Linked DNA regions of Homo sapiens: region 2 is linked to region 1. The links are chromatin loops, found by intact Hi-C in ENCODE. Cell type or tissue: prostate gland. All regions are shown on one strand. Each heading gives the region's core, and the rest is flanking DNA. Links, peaks and the distances in the headings are about the cores only. Region 1 holds the start of RCVRN (recoverin). Region 2 overlaps USP43 (ubiquitin specific peptidase 43).

Region 1 (5,371 bases), core at 250-5,249:
CTCTTTCTACTTTATATTAGAAGCATATTGTGTGTTTAGAATGAACAGTGATTCAACTTGAATGTGTACTGCTGAAAATTTCAAAGGACATTTTAATAAAGGAAGGAAGAAACAAAGGATGGAGAGAAAGAAAAAATGTAAATATAGTCACGTGTCGCTCAGAGACAGGAATACATTCCGAGAAACACATCTTAAGGCAACTTCTATGTGGGAACATCATAGAGCATCCTTGCACGAACACAGATGGTAGAGCCGACTACATCCCTGAGCTCCATGGTCCAGCCTTTTGCTCCTAGGCTACAAACCTGTGCAGCACGTGACTGTCCTGAATGTTGCAGGCAGTTGTCACACGATGGTAAGTATTTGTGCATCTAAACATAGCTAAACATAGAAATCATGCAGTAAAAATACAGTATAAAGATAAAAAATGGGCCGGGCACAGTGGCTCATGCCTGTAAATCCCAGCACTTTGGGAGGCTGAGGCTGGCGGATCGCTGGAGGTCGGGAGTTTGAGACCAGCCTGACCAACATGGTGAAACCCCGTCTCTACTAAAAATACAAAAATTAGCTAGGCATAGTGGTGCACACCTGTAATCCCAGCTACTCGGGAGGCTGAGACAGGAGAATTGCTTGAACTCGGGAGGCAGAGGTTGCAGTGAGCCAAGATCGCACTATTGCACTCCAGCTCTGGGCTACAGAGTGAGACTCCATCTCAAAAAAATAAAAAATAAAAAACCAAGATACAAAATGGTAGACCTGTCTAGGGCACTCACCATGAGTGGAGCTTGCAGGACTGGGAGTTGCTCTGGGTGAGTCAGTGAGTGAGTAGTGAGTGAATGTGAAGAACTAGGACATTACCGTACACAACTACAGACTTTACGGATACACTTAGGCTACACTAAATGCATTTGAAAAATAAAGTAACTGTGCTATGACGTCACTAGGCAGTAGGAATTTTTCAGCTCCATTACAATCTTATGGGACCACAGTGGTCTATATCGTCCGTTGTTGACCCAAACATCGTGAAGCCAAGCATAACATGGCTGTATTAGGAAACACTCAGATTCTGCTCCGGGAAGACAACGAAGCTGTGGGCAAGTGCCCACCCCTCTATCAATATCAGCATCTCGGAGCACCACGCTCTCAGAGCCAGTGGCCCGCATCCCCCGCTCCACCCACAGATCCACTCCCTCTGCAGCAGCTGCAGCAGGGGACCCCCAGCCCGGAGCGACCCCGGCACCGCCCAGCCAGAAGGGGAGAGGGGAGACTGACCATGACGATCTCCAGCACTTCATTCTTGCTGATGGTCCCGTTACCGTCCACGTCGTAGAGGGAGAAGGCCCACTCCAGCTTCTGGTTGGTCTTGCCCGCGGTGGTCATGTGCAGGGCGATGACGTACTCCTTGAAGTCCAGGGTGCCGTCGAGGTTGGAATCGAAGCTGCGGAACACATGCTGGGCGTAGGCCTTGGGGTCGGTGTCGGGGAAGAACTTGGCGTAGATGCTCTGGAACTGCTGCTGGGTGATGCGGCCGGTGGGACAGTCCTTCAGGAAGGACTGGTACCAGGAGCACAGCTCCTCCTCCGAGAACTTGGTGTTCAGCTGCAGCTCCTCCAGGATCTCCTTGGACAGGGCCCCACTTTTGCTGTTCCCCATGAGTGAGGAAGAGTGGGCAGCGGCTGGGGAGTCGCTGGGTGGGTGGGACGTGCGTGGTCCCCTGGCCGCAGGCTGGGCTCAAGGCTGGTGTGAGCTGAAGACCGAGATGCTGGTGGCTTAGGAGGATTTGCGACCAGTTCTTCGCAATCCTTGAAGGGAGGAGGGGCCCAGGAGCTTTGTGGAGGGCGGGAGCGGTGGGGGGGGGTGCTCCCAGAACCCTAGTGAGATTAAAATAAAGAGCCCAGGGCAGGCAGGCAATTCATCTCGGCCTCCCGGGACGATACTAGAACAGGACAGGAGGTTGGAACCCTCAGAGCTGGGGCCTCCGGCACCCCCAGCCCCAGCCCTCTAACAGCAGCCATGTTCCCTGTTTCTCTTCCTCACTAACTCTGAGCATCTCGGGGCGGGGCTGGCATCTCATATCAAGCCCTAGAATGCAATGGTTAGGAGCACAGACTCTGGGGCCAGCATGGGTTCAAGTCCCAGCTTGGCTACTTAACTAGCTGTGTGGCCCCAGGCTTGTTTCTTCACCTCTTTCCACCTGGGACACTCTTCTAAACCTTCACTGCAGTCATGTCTCTGCTTAAATGTCACCTGCTCAGCCAGGCCTATACTGACCCTCTATCTATAATAGCACAACCCCCACCATCATCGGCACGCTGCATGTCCCCTCACCGGAATGAAAGCTCCGTGAAGGATGGGATTTTGTCTGTGTTGTTCCCGGATGCATTTCCATTGCCAGAACCTGATAGGCTTGGGCCCCCAGCAAGTCTTTCTTGAATAAATGGGCATCATAGCATCTACCACACTGTCATTGTGAGGCTGATGTGAGTCAATATGTCTGACACACTTAGAAACTGGCACATGGCTAATGCTAAACACTCGTTTTGTTATTGTCCATCAGTCACAGGGAGTGAAGGTGAACTGCCTGAAGGGACCAGCAGGGGGCAGCCAGGCCTGTGTCACCTCGGGAAGGGGCTGCCAGAGAACGTGGTCACATGGGATGGTGAGATTTTTGGGTTTTTTTAAATTATTCAAGAGAAATCCAAAAATCAGAATTTTTCTTGCAATTTCCACACTTTTCAACTTTGGCAATTAATTCAAAATTTTAATGGTGGCTCACGTCTGTAATCCCAGCACTTTGGGAGACTGAGTGGGGAGATTACAAGGTTAGGAGTTCGAGACCAGCCTGGCCAACATGGTGAAACCCTGTCTCTACTAAAAATACAAAAAATTAGCCGGGCATGGTGGCAGGTGACTGTAATCCCAGCTACTTGGGAGGCTGAGGCTGGAGAATCGCTTGAACCCGGGAGGCAGAGGTTGCAGTGAGCCGAGATTGCACCATTGCACTCCAGCCTGGGTGACAAGTGTGAGACTCCATCTCAAAAAAACAAAACAAAAACAAAAACAAAAACAAAACAAAACATGGTGTGGGCCAAACACAATCTATCTGTGGGTCCATGGCAGGCTGCAGGGTGTCCGTCTGCAGTGGACTTGGAGTGAGCAGGCAAGAAAACGTGTTTGCTGAGTGAATGGATAAATAACTGAGTGGTCAGAGACGGAGCTGTGCAAAGGCAGGCTTCGCGTCTGTGCAGCTCAGCGGGGAGTATCAAGCACGAGGAAGCAACCTAGTGAGGACGCTGCACACCTGGATTCTTGTCACCCAGAAGGAAGGGAGGGTGGGCGTGCACTTTCCTTAGCGGAGCGCAGTGCTCGAGGGGACACACTCAGAACCCCAGCCTTGCCACCGTGGATGGAGAGTTGTCTCTTTTTGCCCTGGGGTGAGAATGATGAAGAATAAACCCCACGGTCTCCAGGCAGGTAAACTGGTTTTTTTTTAGACGGAGTCTCCCTCTGTCACTTAGGCTGGGCACGATCTTGGCTCACTGCAACCTCCGCCTCCTGGTTTCAAGCAATTCTCCTGTCTCAGTCCCCTGAGAAGCTGGGACTACAGGTGTCTGCCACCACGCCCAGCTAATTTTTTTTTGGTATTTTTAGTAGAGTCGAGGTTTCACCATATTGGTCAGGCTGGTCTCGTAAACTCCTGACCTCAGGTGATCCGCCCGCCTTGCATCTCAAAGTGTAAAGTGGGGATTTTAGCCTACTTACTAACAGGCTAGTGGCAGCAGAAGGTAGGTCCCTGCTGCTGGGAGAAAGCCACCTGCCAGGCCCACCTCATGTCACTCTGGAAGGACCGAGAGGTTCAGGCACCAAGGGGCAGACTCATCCCTCCCAGCCGCTCTGCCCAGTACAGTTTCAGAGATTTCTCAGGAAACCTGCATATTGGGGTGTGTGTGTGAACTTTCTAATTTTTTTCCATCACTTTGTGAGTTTTTTTTTTTTTGTTTGTTTGTTTTTTTTGTTTTTTTTTTTTTAAGACAGAGCCTCATTCTGCGCCCAGGCTGGAGTGCAATGGCACGATCTCGGCTCACTGCAACCTCTGCCTCCCAGGTTCAAGCGATTTTCCTGCCTCAGCCTCCCAAGTAGCTGGGATTACAGGCGCTCACCACCATGCCCAGCTAATTTTTGTGTTTTTAGCAGAGATGGGATTTCACCTTGTTGGTCAGGCCGGTCTCGATCCCCTGACCTCATGATCTGCCTGCTTTGGCCTCCCCAAGTGCTGGGATTACAGGCATGAGCCACTGCGCCCAGTGAGAATATTACTTCTGAATAGGAGTCCTTCCTCTCCTAGGCTTTCACCATCCTGTAGCGTGCATTTATTCTCAAGAGCAGTTAGAAACAGGACAGTCACTAGCCTTGAAAACAAACGGGAGCCCAAGCCACACCCTGGAATCGCATTCATTCCAGAGCTTCCTTGCAGCCCTGGGGATGGAGGGAGAGTGAGGTCAGAGGCCTCGGCCCCTTGCTCTGAGCCACTAGTAGGGGGCGACTGGAAGTGCCTCCTGGATCGCACCCCTGTCCACATCAAGCCTGCAGCAGATGAGGCGAAGCCAGTGTTACAAGTGAGAAGTGGGGCCTCCTAAAGGCATGTCACCAGCCTGGGGTCACATGGTTGCTAAATGGCAATGCCAGAAGGAAGGAAAGTCCAGGTCTGCCAGCCTGTCCATTTAGGCTTCCTTTGTCTACGTCACAGGAGGCCTGAGCCTAGAGGACAAGTAGGTGAGGAGGTGGGGTTACCATGTCAATGAAAGAGGCCCTGGGCGAGGCAGAAGGCAGCCAGAGCCCTCCAGTCTTTGCTGTCCTCTCCAGGCACAAGGAGGAAGGAGCTGGACCCAGGTCGGAAGCAGCCTGGTACAGTCCACATTCTCCAGGTTGCTGTGCCCAGGAGGGGCCCCAGGGGACCGCAGGCAGCTGTGTTGATGCTGAGAGTGAGGGGTCATGACCTGGAGGTTTGTTTGAAAACCTGCATAAACATCTTCTATCAGAGGGAGAGCTTATGCTCCTTAGCCAAACAAGTTGTTGGAGATGATGTATTGTGAGTCGATTTGTTAAGTCTGAGCTGGGGCCATAAACTCTCCCAAAACCCAAAGACTGCTCTAGAGGAGAAGGCTTCATCTCCAGGCAGAGGATCCCAGTTTTGGTCTCGCTCTCCTCGCTGGACTGAAAGATGCTTCCCAGAAGCTGGCCCTGTCCCCTCAAGCAGGAGCTCCATCTTGGCCATTAGCTGGGACCCAGACGCCACCCCTTCCCCATTGCTCGACCTTGCCTGCTATGAGCTGAAGGCCAAGACGACCCTCCTGCCCTCTGGCCTGGAGCC
Region 2 (5,371 bases), core at 225-5,224, 180 kb before region 1:
CTGAGAATTTCTTTCTTTTTTTTTTTGGAGATGGAGTCTTGCTCTGTCACCCAGGCTGGAGTGCAGTGGCATGATCTCAGCTCACTGCAACCTCCACCTCCACCTCCCGGGTTCAAGTGATTCTCCTGCCTCAGCCTCCTGAGTAGCTGGGATTATAGGCATGTGCCACCACGCCCAGCTAATTTTTGTATTTTAGTAGAGATGGGGTTTCACCATGTTGGTCAGGCTGGTCTCGAACTCCTGACCTTGTGACCCACCTGCCTCAGCCTCCCAAGACTGAGAATTTCTTAAGCAAAAATACACAACCTTGGTTGTACATATGTTCCTTTTAGAAATGTGGAGATATAGGAAAGAATTAAGAAAAAAAATCCATCACAAACAGCACTGCCATGGCCCTATCCACACCTTGTTTTTGGCATCTATTTCTCTATTCTTATTTGTATGTTTTCACATGCATGCATAATACATGCACGTGTATATATTTTTACAAGTTGTATAGGTTGGTGCAAAAGTAATTGTGGTTTTCACCATATTTTTTTAATTCCATTTTTTTTTTCTTTTTTAGCCCAGGGTAGGATATCTGAGATTCTTGCATTTGAAAGGTACAAGGACCTAATATGACCTAGAAAAGCAGGAACTTTTGCTGGGCATTCCGTTTCATAGGAATATTTAAAGATAGATGAAACTGATGTTCATTCTTAAGGCTAGATGCCCGTGAGACTGAGCTTTGCCAGGTGTCTGTGCTGCCCGGCATGTAGATACCTTCTTTGGCACTGGCTTACCCTGTGGCTTCAAACGTGTAAGTGGATATTGAGGAAGAGTGGGTGAAACCGTTGCTGTTCCCCAAAGGCAGGAACCCTATGTGGCTTCTTCACTGCTGTGTCTCCAGTGCCCAGCACAGTGCCTCCCACATCAGAGGTGCTCAGTGAACGTTAGATGACTGGCATTTCAGCTGTAGGGTGGCTTGTACACTGACAGTCTCTCTGTCTCTTTCAGGAGGGTTGGAGCCCAGGCGTTTGGTACGGGGCGTGAAAGGCAGAAGCATTAGCATGAAGGCACCCACCACTTCCCGAGCCAAGCAGGGACCATTCAAGACCATGCCTCTGCGGTGGTCCTTTGGATCCAAGGAGAAACCACCAGGTGCCTCCGTCGAGTTGGTGGAGTACTTGGAATCCAGACGAAGACCTCGGTCCACGAGCCAGTCCATTGTGTCGCTGTTGACGGGCACTGCGGGTGAGGATGAGAAGTCAGCATCGCCGAGGTCCAACGTCGCCCTTCCTGCTAACAGCGAAGATGGTGGGCGGGCCATTGAAAGAGGTCCAGCCGGGGTGCCCTGTCCCTCGGCTCAACCCAACCACTGTCTGGCCCCTGGAAACTCAGATGGTCCAAACACAGCAAGGAAACTCAAGGAAAATGCAGGGCAGGACATCAAGCTTCCCAGAAAGTTTGACCTGCCTCTCACTGTGATGCCTTCAGTGGAGCATGAGAAACCAGCTCGACCGGAGGGCCAGAAGGCCATGAACTGGAAGGAGAGCTTCCAGATGGGAAGCAAAAGCAGCCCACCCTCCCCCTATATGGGATTCTCTGGAAACAGCAAAGACAGTCGCCGAGGCACCTCTGAGCTAGACAGACCCCTGCAGGGGACACTCACCCTTCTGAGGTCCGTGTTTCGGAAGAAGGAGAACAGGAGGAATGAGAGGGCAGAGGTCTCTCCACAGGTGCCCCCCGTCTCCCTGGTGAGTGGCGGGCTGAGCCCTGCCATGGACGGGCAGGCTCCAGGCTCACCTCCTGCCCTCAGGATCCCAGAGGGCCTGGCCAGGGGCCTGGGCAGCCGGCTCGAGAGGGATGTCTGGTCAGCCCCCAGCTCTCTCCGCCTCCCTCGTAAAGCCAGCAGGGCCCCGAGAGGCAGTGCACTGGGCATGTCACAAAGGACTGTTCCAGGGGAGCAGGCTTCTTATGGCACCTTTCAGAGAGTCAAATATCACACTCTTTCTTTAGGTCGAAAGAAAACCTTACCGGAGTCCAGCTTTTGATGGAGCGTGTCAGTATTGTGTGACGCTGGCATTCTTGGGACTTTGCCAAGCAACTGTAGGCAGCTCATGTTGAGAATGGGTTTCCAGGAAACCCGTTGTCTTGTAATCTCTAAAAAAAAATTTTTTTTTTTTTGTGGTGGGGGGTCTCCATATCTAGACTTCCAACACCCAAGGTCCATATAACCCAAGGTCGAAAACCTTCCTGCATCATTGGGTGCTTTGCTACAGTTTGGCCACTAGAGGATGCTATTGGGTCAGTATTACCAGTTTCAGGGCAAGAACTGATATTTACTAAAGAGTTTTGGATGTGGGCAAACAAGATGAGGCTGGTTTAATAAGAATCTTCAATGTCATGTCAAATACTGTCAATGGCTTTTCCTTTTTCTTTCTTTTTTTTTTTTAAATTGTGGACTTAAAGAAAAATATTTTATTTTTAATGCTTTTCTGGGATAAGCATTAAAGATGCCAAAAAGAAAAAAAAAACAAAAGAATGATAGTGATGGTAAGGCAAGATTCTAGCAAAGAGAGATGGGAGATAAATGGCTGAGAGTTCAGGTGAATATTTAATATATTAAAAATTGTATTAAAGTTTTTCAAGGTATTTTAAAAATAACTATTTTGATACTAGAAAAAAAGTCCATTTTTTAATTTAAATATGAGATCTATGTACAATTTTAATAAAATCCTGTCCATGAAACACGCATGGCTGTCTGAATTATTCAAGTCTGATAAATGATCTTGTTTCATTTCTGCTGAGTAAACTTGGTTCGTTGCTATTGCTATCAGAAAGTAGTTACTTGAGTTCTTTCTAAAATCTAAAAGTGCTTTTCGTTCCAATGACTTGCTGTTTTCTAAAGAAGTGGAAGCCTCCTCAGGCCATTCTCCGGAGGGCTTGTACTTGAAAAGACGTGAGTTCCACATCTGCCTGACAGACTCTTAGTTGACTGTCCCGTTTCCTAAAGCTCTGCACACTCTTCAGTAGCGACTCTTACAAATATCCTATCATTTCTTACTTAGAAGCTGCTAAGCCTGACCCCAGGCCTGGGGCTCAACAGTTGAGGTCACCTGTACTTAAACAGTCCTTCTTCTGCAAATACTTCCTTTTTTGACGGGAAACATTTGTTCTCAAAAAAAAAAAAGAAAAAAAAAAAGACACCTGATCCCAAGAATTAAGTCTTCCTTCATACATATAGCATGACTCATTGACATGTCTCTGCTACATTTTTTTTCTCTTAAGAAGGAGAATGGGCTGGGCATGGTGGCTCATGCCTGTAATCCTAGCACTTTGGCAGGCGGAGGAAGGCAGATCACCTGAGGTCAGGAGTTTGAGACCAGCCTGGCCAACATGGCGAAACCCTGCTCTACTAAAAATAACAAAAATTAGCTGGACGTGGTGGTGTGCACCTGTAATCTCAGCTACTCGGGAGGCTGAGGCAGCAGAATTGCTTGAACCCAGGAGGCGGAGGTTGCAGCAAGCCGAGATCGAGCCATTGCACTCCAGCCTGGGCGACAGACTGGATTCCATCTCAAAAAAAAAAAAAAAAAAAACGAGGAATGGAGTCCATTTTTTACCCCAGTGAAAAAGACAACTTGCCTTTGATCAGAGCAACAGTTAGAAGGTAGAACTGAGATAACAGAGAAAGGAAGAAGACCCAGCCACCTGACCCCAGAGGACAATATGTATACCAGTAAACCTGTGTGTTTGCATTGCAAAAGAAGTCCATGTTCTCTTCAAGTCTTACACTGATGTACGCGTAGGCACTGTGGAAGACATGGTTGTCCAAGTCCTCTTGGGTAAATAGGAGTCTAGGAGTCTTCCTGCTTTATCTGGTTCTTTCTCCTCTGTTGACTCTTCAGAGGAATTTGTCACATTTAGTTTCCATGCTCTTCCTAAGCTCAGTCTCCCTTTCTTCCTCCTCCAAGAGATTGGGTTGGAACTCAGACATGCACCTCCCTGGCTTCTCTCTTCTAAGGACTCAACCTTTAGAATACTCTTGGGTTGTTGGGATATCATGAGAGGGTCCCAGGCCTTAGCAGTGTTCTCTGTAACACATTCACTCCAGGCTCTGAACTGTGGAGGTTCAGGAAGAGGCAATTACACTTGACCCCTGGTGGATATATATCCATCTGGGGTCGGCAACAAGGATGCCTGAGGCACCCTTGCATCCCCTTCCCTGAGGTCGCTTCTCCCTCTAGAAGGACCCAGTAGAAGGCTGTGAGAACAGAGCATGGGAAATGGTTGAGTCCAATTTCTGCCTGGAATGGAGGCAATAGGGTCATGGTTCCAACCTTGGCCATGCATCCGATGATAGGCTGCAGGCTTCTGGTCAAGTGGTCCTTGAGGAGAAAGCATAAGAGAACCATTGGATGCTTTTTTCCTACCACAAAGATCCTGGGTGTTAGAGAAGAGTTGAAAGCCACTGAGCCAGAGAGGAGCATAGCCAGAGATGGAGCTAGCTCAGGATGGCCAAAGGGGCCTCCCATTCTTCCTCTGGAAGCTCAGATCCTCTGCCTGGATCTGTTCCTGCTGTCTGAGACTTGGTTGCCAGGTCCGACCTGCAGACCCTGGCTGAATGACAGATGAAGGAAGGCACTCAGACACAGGTATCCAGTGAAAGAGCAGGCTAGGGGATGGGCCACTTACAGACCCCGAGGAGGGTGCTGTGAAGAGTCAGCAGCTGTGGCCTCAACAAGCCGGCCCTGTGGGCATTTATTCAGCACAGGTTTAATGACAAAGGCTTTGAGTCAACACACTTGTGGGTAATCAGCATGGTCGCCCTCCCCAGAGAGAGCAGTCCTGTGCGGATGACTAAAGGCCAGGTTCCTTGTGACAGAAAACCAAACACTGCAAGTTCTCACTCATAAGTGGGAGTTGAACAATGAGAATACATGGACACAGGGAGGAGAATATCACACACTGGGACCTGTTGGGGGTTGGGGGCCTGGAAGAGGGATAGCGTTAGGAGAAATACCTAATGTAAATGACGGGTGCAGCAAACCAACATGGCACATGTATACCTATGTAACAAACCTGCACACTGTGCACATGTACCCTAGAACTTAAAGAATAATAATAAAATTTTTAAAAGGCCAGGTTCCAAGGCCTAAGTAAATGGACTTACCTAGATCAGTTTCTTTACATCCCCTTGTTATCTAACCTAAGCTTTCAGGCACCAGATAAGAGAATCTGGCTGCTTTCAGCCAAATCCTTTTCTGAAGCTTTGTAAAACCTCTCGGCCTTCCAAGAAGGTTTGCATCTTTCTACCATTTTTCCCATCACCCTGACCGATCTCCTACACTTGGTCACTGGTCTGATGGTCACAGCCCATTCCTGACTC

Evidence for each region. Peaks named below come from ENCODE experiments on the same cell type or tissue, not always from the same donor. Only the 100,000 strongest peaks of a DNase experiment are listed, where the experiment ranks them.
Region 2: a loop joins it to region 1, with 2.7 times the contacts of the local background. A loop is called at or near these places in 15 of 110 quality-filtered maps.

The regions. Positions count from the first base shown.
Region 1 is chr17:9,903,528-9,908,898 of GRCh38, forward strand. RCVRN (recoverin) reads right to left here and starts at 1,744. Exons shown (of 3, transcript NM_002903.3): 1 at 1,273-1,744. The coding sequence starts at 1,653. In prostate gland, for the core only: a CTCF peak has its summit at 2,558 (motif pointing right); no DNase peak of the experiment used is centred there.
Region 2 is chr17:9,726,958-9,732,328 of GRCh38, forward strand. It overlaps USP43 (ubiquitin specific peptidase 43), which reads left to right. Exons shown (of 15, transcript NM_153210.5): 15 at 997-2,730. The coding sequence ends at 2,033. Among named protein-coding and RNA genes, the nearest start is that of DHRS7C, 62 kb to the right of the region's middle. RefSeq lists enhancers at 668-1,168, 1,169-1,669. In prostate gland, for the core only: a CTCF peak has its summit at 2,268 (motif pointing right); a DNase peak (open chromatin) is centred at 2,254.